Regions from separate parts of the Homo sapiens genome. Here region 1 is linked to region 2. A link is a contact called in ENCODE Hi-C or POLR2A ChIA-PET data. All regions are on one chromosome and are shown on one strand. Each heading gives the region's core, a stretch centred on a gene start or an enhancer-like site at or near the end of the contact. The rest is flanking DNA. Distances are from core to core; before and after follow the strand shown.

Region 1 (4,787 bases), core at 1,996-4,495, 260 kb after region 2:
CCGAATCCTCATGCAGTTCATGGGAGGCAGACCTAGGACCTGGGGACCCAGGAGGTGGCCACAGTCAGTCCTACTGGTCTGTGAGTGGGCACTGGGGGGCTGTAGAGCACCATCCTGCATGACAATGGGTGTCAGCTACTGCTGGGGGAAGGGATGTCAGATGGTATATTTGCCACCCTCAGAAATAGGAAGCCCTACCTATTGGAAACCTCACAACCAAGGACTGGCAGGGAGCTTGGCCCTCAAGACTCCCAACTGCTGACTCAGGAAGGGCAGAGTCTGCTGCCTGTAGCTGCCGATATGTGGGAACAGACAAGTGCTCCTTGGTTAGGAGTGGCACCTGCTAAGGTCAGCGCCTCTGCTGCAGTGAGGGGCAGCCCTGGACTCAGACTCTCCCAGGGTGGAACCCCATACCTGTCAGGCTGCTCCCTCAGAAAGGAGGCTGAATATCATCTGAATTTAATTCAGTAAAGGTTAGGTGAGCAGCTGCCACATGCAGAGAGCACTGAGGATACTGTTTCTAGCCTTTCAAGAGCTTCCTTTGAAGAAAGAGCACTGGTCACTGTGAGGAAAGTGCATTATGGTTGCATAGAATTCTGAGTTTGTGGGAGCTTGGGGAGCAGTGACTTTTGACTTGGAAAACAGAGCTTCATTTATTACAGCTAAGTGCTTTTAGTTACCTAAAATTAAATAGGAGGTCTGGTTTCATTTCATCCAGAATGTAAAAATTATTTACCGCTGAAATCTATCATGTTTAAGTCATCTCAGCAACAAGTTGATGATCTTAAACCCACTCATGGGAAGTTGGCTGTGAGTGGGGTGGGGGGGCACACAAGCTCCCTGCCTGCGAACCACCCCTCCCTCTGATGCCATTTGGTGGCAAAAGTCAGCCATTACCCTGGTCAGGTGCTTGTTCCTCTTGGGGGTGGTTAGTGGTTTTCTCCTTAATCTCCCATATTCTTTTTCACTCACCTGCAGCCTGGTCCCAGCTCACCTGCCCAGCCTGGTTTCTTAACCATCTGTACACCCTGCATGTGGCAGTATCATGAGTCTCAGCACATGGTGGGCAGGCACTGGCCAGGTGCTCCTGTTGTCTATTCTCTTTGGCCAAATGTCTTCTCTCTCCTCCTCAGGCTCTGCAGGCCTTACCTTGCCTTTAGGGCTCAGACCGTGGGCCCCTCCTCAGAGCATCCTTGCTTTCCTCTCCCATCCCACTTGTCTTACTCTTCGTTTCTCAGCACTTGGATCCATTCTGTGAATTTACACGTTTACTGGTTTTTCTTATTCTTGTTAAGAGTAAGAAGCTCATTTTAGTCATCTTCCTGTTCACAAACCTTACAGTATGCCACATATAGTTAATAGATATTTGTTGAATTGAATGAGAATTACTGGATTTTTAGAAATAATGGTATTCATTGGCTCAGCATCGTGCCTCACACCTGTAATCCCAGCCCTTTTGGGAGGCTGAGGTGGGTGGATCACCTGAGTTCAGGAGTTTGAGACCAGCCTGGCCACCATGGTGAAATCCCGTCTCTATTAAAAATACAAAAATTAACCAGACACGATGGCGGTGCCTGTAATCCCAGCTACTGGGGAGGCTGAGGCAGGAGAATCACTTGAAACCGGGATGGGGGTTGGGGGGTGGTTGCAGTGAGCCAAGATCACGCCACTGCACTCCAGCCCGGGCGATAGAGCCAGACTCTGTCTCAAAAAAAAAAAAAAATGGTATTCATTTTTTGACATGGTACATCCTGCACACATCTGACACTCTTAGGAAAATGTTTATGTGTGGTAAGAACTTCATCAGAATCCCATAGCCCCTTGCAGGGCTCAGAAGTTGGCCTTTTGGGAGTGAGTGCTTTCCCGCACCCCTCCCCTGGCCCAGGACCCCTCACTCCTTCTGGCAGCTTCCTGCCCCTTGAATGTCATTTACAACCTTGCCCACTTACCTTAACATTTTAACCTTTTCCCCCTTATCAGTGACATTGTCATTGGTGGTCAGAGAATTAACTGTGTGTAACTGTATATTTGAGGCAAGGCAAGGGGACAGATATTTTCCTTACGTTATTAGTTGTGCAACAGAAGCCAATTAAGAGATTGGAGAGATGAATAACACTAGTGATGGGTTGCAACTTGGGTGTGGAGCTGGGCACACCCACGTACGTCATTGTGACTCAGAAGTCCCTGTCACCGCCCTGAGCCAAGTACTAAAGTAAGGCCCAAATACCACACTTACTTCATAAAGAAACCAAAGTCTGACTGCCTCCATTTCTCATGAGTGAAAAACTGTTTCTATTATAGGAAACTTAGGTCTTCAGTGTGTTTGATGGTAGCATGCTATTAGATTGTGTATTCTCAAGTCTGATTTTCCCCATTACTGTGCTTTCTCCTTTTCACTTCTGCTTTGTCACTTGGAATGTTTCTAGAAGTAGAAGTCACTGCCCCTGCCTACATCAGACTGCAATTCCGGGACATCCAGGCAACAGCAAGGGATAATTAGGAATAAATTTGGCTGGAAGAAAGGGAAAATGCAGCTTAGGCAGCCTAAACCAACAGGCTTATTTTTCTCACTCAGTAAGAGAGCTGAGGTCGCCTGACTCAGCTCAGGTTCTCAGTGAGCCATCAGCCACCAGGTGCCACCTTTCAGTGAGTGGGCTTCTATCCCTTCCAGGTGTCTCTTCATGCTCCATGGGAATTAGATGGGACATGCTTTGACTCTCTCTTCCAGAAGCTTTCTCTTCTTTTTGAAGGGGCTTCTGTTTGCGCTGGGTGGTCAATGACTCAGCCTAGTCTTGATTTATCCCCCAGGATGGGGACAGACAGCAGGGGAGAGATCTCAGGTTGAGATGAGTGTACAGTAAGGGCTGGGAGTATCAGAAGGGGAAACGCTCTCCCAGATAGTGACAAAGCTAAGCGACCATGTGAAGGGAGAGGACAAACATCCCATGGAAAGAAGGGTAGCTGCCAGGCCTGCGGGAAGGAAGGAGCATGATGCTGGGGCATGGGAGCAAGTGGACAGGGAGGGCTCTGCAGGTCCCCTGGAACCTAAAGCCAGGGGTTATGGAAGGCAGATCCAGATTCAGGTGTTCAGAGGATGAGGCAGGGGTGGGTAGTTTAAGGAGCTGGAGAAGAGGTATCTCCTTGGGGAGTGGAAGATGTTAGAGAGATACAGGGTTGCAGGACAACAGGGAGGTGGAAAGAGAGTGGGGGATGGACTGTGGCATCTGGGCCCCACCAGGAAGGAAGTGGCCCCATTGGTGACTCATACAGGGAGGGGTGGGGCCAGTGGGTGCCTGGGAGCTCTGGTACTTGGGCAGGTCTGGCTTCCTGCTGCCACATCTGTTGGGAGGTGAAGCCTGCAGGCCAAATAATGACCTTCATTTTCAAAGCCTTTTTGAATAAATAAACTTTTTTGAGGTTTAACTTACATATATTAAAATTCACTTGTTTTAAGTGTTTAGTGCAGTAGGTTTTGCCAAATGTGTGCAGTCACTACACTCGATACAAAACATTCTATCACTCAATTCAAAAACCTTTTAGTATACCTCCAGGTCTTGGCGCAAAGAGGGCTTGCTGTTGTTGGGTGTGGGGGCTCACCCAGTCCTGGAGACAGAATGGGCTCTTTGTCTGAAGGTGGGGCAGGGTGCTCCCCCAGTGGTGTGGGAACTGAGCCAACTGGAGAGTGAAGTGGGATGCATGGTGTAAGATGAATAAGGGAAAGGCTGCAGAAGTTGCATTCCCAGCATTTTCCTTCCCGGGGATTCCCAGCAGCTCAGCAGTACCGGTATGAACCAGTTTTTTTCTGACTGCCTCCAGCATGAGCTGAATTTCCGTCTGTGCAGTTATCCTCAGCCAATTGAAAATCACCTGGAGTTGTATTCCAAGCACAAAAGAAGGTCAGAGAGTGGAGGCCCGATGATCATGATCGCCCTGTCTCCAGGGCCTAGGCTGGAAGGAGTCCTGCAGCCTTTGTGGCTCAGGACCAGAGAGCTGACCTTGACCCTGACCTTGTGATCCCAGGCATCAGTGGCTGGAAATTCCTTTCATTTTATTGTTGAGCCCAGAAGCGCCCAGCTCTCTTTGGCAAGGTTAAGCTAGGGTAAGAGGCACTGTTACTAGAGTGACCAGAGTTCTTTAAGCGTCGCTCTGCTATTACTCAGTTAACCTTATTAATACCCTGCCTGGTGACTGCTGTGTGTAAATTCTGCCTGAGCCCACATCTCTCCAGTGGGAATATGATTGACATTCCAGGTGCTCTAAGTAAGTTGGAAAAGCCCACAGAGAGCCTCAGTAAAAGTTAGCTATACCTATCCCTGCTGCTATTGGTGGGTTTTTTTTGTTTTGTTTTGTTTTACTATTTTAATTGTTATTCAAAGCTAATTTTATTGAAAAGAAGTAAACTTGTGATTTTGCTATGACTTTTGGCTCTGGATCCAAAAGTGAATATTGTCCCCTAGGATAAAGGAGGCTGTCTGTACAGCTGGAGAGACTCTTGATCTAAGGTCTTGCTCTTGGGTGACTTTGCCCTGTGTTTCTGGACACTTAATGGGTTTTACGAAATAGAAGAAAATGTTTTAGGGGTTTAATAAAGTTTGGGTTGTGCTGTTCTCCAGTACTTACTGGGTTTGAGGGTCATGCCCTATCCATGAACCTGTTGTGGCCCCAGGGAACTAAGTAAGTGTCTACAGCTAGACTTGGGGTGCGGGTCACATGGTGTGAGGGTAGACATTCTAGCACTGGAGCAAGTTTGGGGTAAAGAAAAATTTTGATTAGGTTTTTTGTGGGTT
Region 2 (4,561 bases), core at 953-3,452:
CTGGAACCCACGGTCTCTAATGCTGAAATTCCCAAATCACAACAGCTTGTGCATCCGCAGGAAGCTCTTCTTGTCCTCCTGTTCTGAGGGAGCGGGGACTCTCCCACACCAGCCGCCCTGGTGTAGATCGCATGGGCTCCACGCTGTCCTGCCTACCCGCTCAGCAGGGCTCTGTGTCCTGGGGTGAACCTATGGCCGCGTCTTCCCGCAGAGAGTGGGTGGTGTTGCCTCCTCTTTCATGTGTGGGGCCATCAGCCCACATTTCTGTAATGCCTAACCCATCGCTAACCAAAAGTCAGACATGGCGCTGCGGAGATGCTCACCTTCAGGTTCTGGCACCTTCCACCTGCCTTGGTTTCCTCAGCTGTCATGTGGGGTATGGGTAGGATGCACCTCAGGCATTGTTCAGGGCAGTGCTTCTCAAACTCACCCCCAAAGCCTCCACCCCCAACCCCCCCCCGAGGGGTTCTGATCCTGTTGGGGAGGGGAAGATGGGAAATTGCACCTCTGATCTACTCAGGTGTTGGTGGCTTCCACTGGAACCCCAACGTGAGACCACCTCTGAAGACTAAACCCACTGCTACATGCTCCAGTGCCAGCGGCAGGTGACATTCCCAGGGAATCAGCAAACCCTGCAAAGCAGACATGACGGTGGCCTTAAGTTAGGGCTCTTTTTTTTTCTCCAAGACACAAAAATGACTAACCTTTAGAAACGGGAATATTTATCTTGAACACAGAGAGGACCCTGAAACCCTGCAGGCCTGCCTTGAGCACCCAAAGTACACTTCCTCCATGTCCTTTCCGAGTGCACCTGTCAGTCTCTCTCCCTCCCTGTCCCTCCAGTGTCCATCTCTAAGACCCTGAGTCCCTCTCCCTCCCTTTCCCTCCTGTGTCCATCTCTGAGTGTCCCTCTCCCCCCGACCCTCCCATGTCCATCTCTGAGTGTCCCTCTCCCTCCCTGACCCTCCCATGTTCACCTCTGAGTGTCCCTCTCCCTCCCTGTCCCCTCATCTGAGTGTCCCTCTCCCTCCCTGTCCCCTCAGTGTCCCTCTCCCTCCCTGTCCCATCTGAGTGTCCCTCTCCCTCCCTTTCCCTCCTGTGTCCATCTGAGTGTCCCTCTCCCTCCCTGTCCCTTCCACGTCCCTCTGTGTCCCTCCCTCCCTGTCCCTCCCGTGTCCATCTCTGTGTCTCCCTCCCTCCCTGTCCCTCCTGTGTCCATCTCTAAGTCCCTCTCCCTCCTTGTGCCTCCTGTGTCCCTGAGTGTCCCTCTCCCTCCTTGTCCCTCCTGGGTCCCTCTCTGAGTGTCCCTCTTCCTCCCTGTCTCTGATCTCTTTGGATCTCTACTGGCCTCTCACACTGCAGCCAATGTCTCTGGTCTATCCACTCTGTCCCCACCCTGCTCCCTAGGTGCCCACTCAGCCCTGGCTGGCAGCTTTGGGTGCTGGTCTTACATCCCAAGACTGATGTTCTGCTTCCTTGGGGCGAAGGACAGGGCAATCCCTGTGAGGGGGTCAGTTCTCAGAGAAGAGATGGGCCTAGCTGACCCCCAGCTGGTGTCTTCCTCACAGTTGAGTGCATGCTTCTCAGGACTTCAGTAGAGGATTCCACTGAGCTGGGTGAAAATGAGTTTCTCTCTGTCCCCACATCATTCCCCTTTCCATGTTCCTTCCCATGGGGCTCCAGCAGCAGCCTCTGCTCCAGTCAGCTGTGGTTCTCAGTGTCCACCTGCCTGTCTCTCTGGTTTGGGGACAGCGTGTGCTGTGTGACTGTGATTCTCTGATGGATCTGAGAAATGTGGATTCTCCGCTCAGCGGTTTCGTTGTTCAGATGGGAATCCCTTCCATGCTCCCGACTGTCAGGGGCTCCTCCCAGACGTGGTGGAGGCTGGAGATGTCAATGCTAGCTGGGGAAGCAGCCAGGGGCTCCCAGGCTCTGGACTTGGGTGACCCTGTCCTGAAGGTTCCTGGGAAGGGGGAGAAGGCAGGTGGGATGTGGAGGGTTGGGTTGTATCTCCACCTGGGTATTCTCCCAGAGTCAGCAGCAGAGAGCTCCCAGGTAGAGTGCCAGGTGGCCAGACTTCTGTGAGGGGTAGGCACTACCCAGGCTGAGAGCCAGGAGGGGCCAGAGATGCTTTTGGTGGGATCAGTCCTTCCTGCTGGGCCCATGGTGCTGGGATTCTCTCCAAGGGCTGCAGGCCCAGTCTTGCTCATGGCACTCACTTTCTGTTCTCCATGCAAGCCGGATGTGAGACAAGAAACTCAGACCATCTCAACTGCTTAGTGCTTTCTTCCCCCAAAGCCCTGCGATGAGGAAGTGGGCAGTGGGATAGACTGCTCATTTGGTTGTCTGACAGGTCACGAATGGGCCCACCTACAACACAGGTGGCTTGGGTGCTGCCACCAGCCACAGCCAGGAGAGCAGGTCTCTAAACCTGAGGGAACAGGCCTTGGGCACAGGCAGACTTACTGGGGAATCTGGGCTCTATCCTGGGAGTAGAGGCAGCTTCTATCCCAAATGCCTGCCCTACAGCCCTGCCCTGCCTCTGGGAAATGTGCCTGCCCTACAGTCCCACCCAGATGGGAAATGTAGGGGAAATGCAGCCTGAGTCTAGGGACTCATGGTGGCCTGAGCAGAGAGTAAGGAGTGATCCTCAAGTATGCCCCCCACCTTGGAGGACCAGGAGGGTGGAAGGGGAGTTTAAAGTGCAAAGACAGGCTCCAGGCTGGGAGTTCTGGAATAAATACAACTTGCAAAGGGTTGTATTCAGAACATTCCTACAAGTCAACAATAAAAGACAAACAGCTTAGTAGAATAAATGGTGAAAAATAGAAACAAAATTCACAGAAGGAACCTGAATGCCTAATAAAAATATAAATGGGAGTTCAACCTCACCATGACAAGGGAAATGCATGGGCAATCCAACTTTACACTCAGCATGACTGCAAACATTACAGAGTCCATTAAAATGGTGAGGAGCTGAGCAACAAGACCCACTCGCAGGAGGGGTACAGAGGATGCCCTGTGACCCCGCAACTCCACTCACAGGAAATGCCTAGGGAATCTCTCACACTTGAGAATGACTGCTGCATTGTTGTAATATTGAGAAATTGGGGCCAACCTAAGTACTCACCAACAGGATGTTGTTAAATAAACTGTGATATCTACTCAATGGAATATCACACCCCACCTAGGGGAGCAGAGGAGACTGTGTATGGACACAGACAGCTCATGAAGGTAAGGGAGAAAGAAAAGCAACTCACAAAGATACTGATTTATACGGTTTACAAATACACGTACAGTGAAAAATGACACCATCAAGCCAGGCACAGTGGTGCACACTTACAGTCCCAGCTACTTGGGAGGCTGAAGCAGGAGGATCACTTGAGCCCAGAGGTTTGAGTCCAGTCTGGGCAACACAGGAAAAACTCTGTCTCAAAAAAAAAAAAAACTTTTAAAATGACCATATCATGGAAAATTCTGGAGAGCAGTTATCTTGGGACAGAGATGAGGCAGTTGGCGGGGCGGGGCGGGGTGGGGGGGAACAGGGGACAGGGGTGGTCACAGGAGTCCTAGCTGCTCTGAAGTCGTGAGTGGGGACAGCAGAGCCTGTTCAGGAGGCTGCTGACTGTCCAGGGCTTTGCTGAGTGCCTGGCTCTGCCAATGGGAGGTTACCAGCAGGAGAGCCTGGAGTGTCGAGGAGTCACCACGGCCCTGCACTCAGTTAATGCTCTACTGTTGCTGTCTGGATATCACTTGACTTTTGGGTGTGGTTGGTGTTGCTTTAAGTTTCTGGGGATAGCAAAAGCTTAAGAAGTGACTCTTGCCATCACATGGCTGACCACCTCTGGTGAGAACACTGGAGAATAGTTTAGGGGTGCCCGAGTTTCCCCCACTGCATAGAGCCTGGTGCCAGGGAAGACAGGCTGGACCTGGCTGTGGCCCCTTGAATGGTGGCAGGGAGACCACAGCACATCGCAGGGCCCTGAGGATGACGTGTATTTGAGGGGGCAGGGTTCTCCAGTAGCAGGTGTTGCACAGTGGGGAATGGTGGGTGCAGAGCTGGGTTAGTTTTAGCAGAGGTGTGAAGGTGATTCCTCTCTGAGCTGGAGGTGGAAGCAAATGGGAAAACGGTCTGGCATAAACAGACAAGCCCCGGGGAGGCAGACAGCGTCCACCACTACCAGGTCCACCTGCTTTAGGTATACCTTCCTACCAGGACATGAGAGCCCACAGTGGCTGGGGTCTTGTCATCAGGCACCCTGAATGCTTTCAGGTGGATGGTTTGGATCTCTCCTCACCTGGCTGGTCAGGCCAGGGAGGACAAGCTGTGGACCTAACAGGTGACCACTGTCCAGACAAGGCCTATTCTACCTCCTTGCCTGGCTGTCCCCTCCTTAGGCCTGTTGCCCCTTCCTCTCTAGACCCTCTGCCTGCCAGGTGTGTAAGCCTTTCTGCCTGGACAGCCTCATTGAGACAGCCCTAGACTAACAGTCACCCATATTGAGCCCAAGCCCACCCTGCATGATGCCAAGCTTAGAAATGTCACCCTGGAGTCACAAAA

The links. Hi-C counts contacts between places; a loop is a spot of excess contacts on that map. ChIA-PET counts read pairs that join two places held with the same protein, here RNA polymerase II (POLR2A). Pooled maps may share reads with other maps.
Region 1: a pooled map shows a loop between it and region 2 (3-fold over the local background). The contact joins two enhancer-like sites. A Hi-C loop is called at or near these places in 1 of 50 pooled maps. POLR2A ChIA-PET finds 5 or more read pairs at or near these places in 2 of 52 experiments (GM10248 and H1).

The regions. Positions count from the first base shown.
Region 1 is chr7:44,636,111-44,640,897 of GRCh38, forward strand. All of the region lies in intron 2 of OGDH (oxoglutarate dehydrogenase), which reads left to right. Among named protein-coding and RNA genes, the nearest start is that of OGDH, 32 kb to the left of the region's middle. RefSeq lists enhancers at 1,916-2,426, 2,272-2,391, 2,280-2,807, 2,872-3,021, 3,336-3,863. Within about 2 kb of position 3,246, at least 40 of the 41 ENCODE cell types and tissues checked have a DNase peak (open chromatin) inside an H3K27ac peak, as active enhancers do.
Region 2 is chr7:44,375,854-44,380,414 of GRCh38, forward strand. NUDCD3 (NudC domain containing 3) reads right to left here. Exons shown (of 6, transcript NM_015332.4): 6 at 3,266-4,561. Among named protein-coding and RNA genes, the nearest start is that of CAMK2B, 53 kb to the left of the region's middle. RefSeq lists an enhancer at 2,126-2,315. Within about 2 kb of position 2,203, at least 6 of the 41 ENCODE cell types and tissues checked have a DNase peak (open chromatin) inside an H3K27ac peak, as active enhancers do.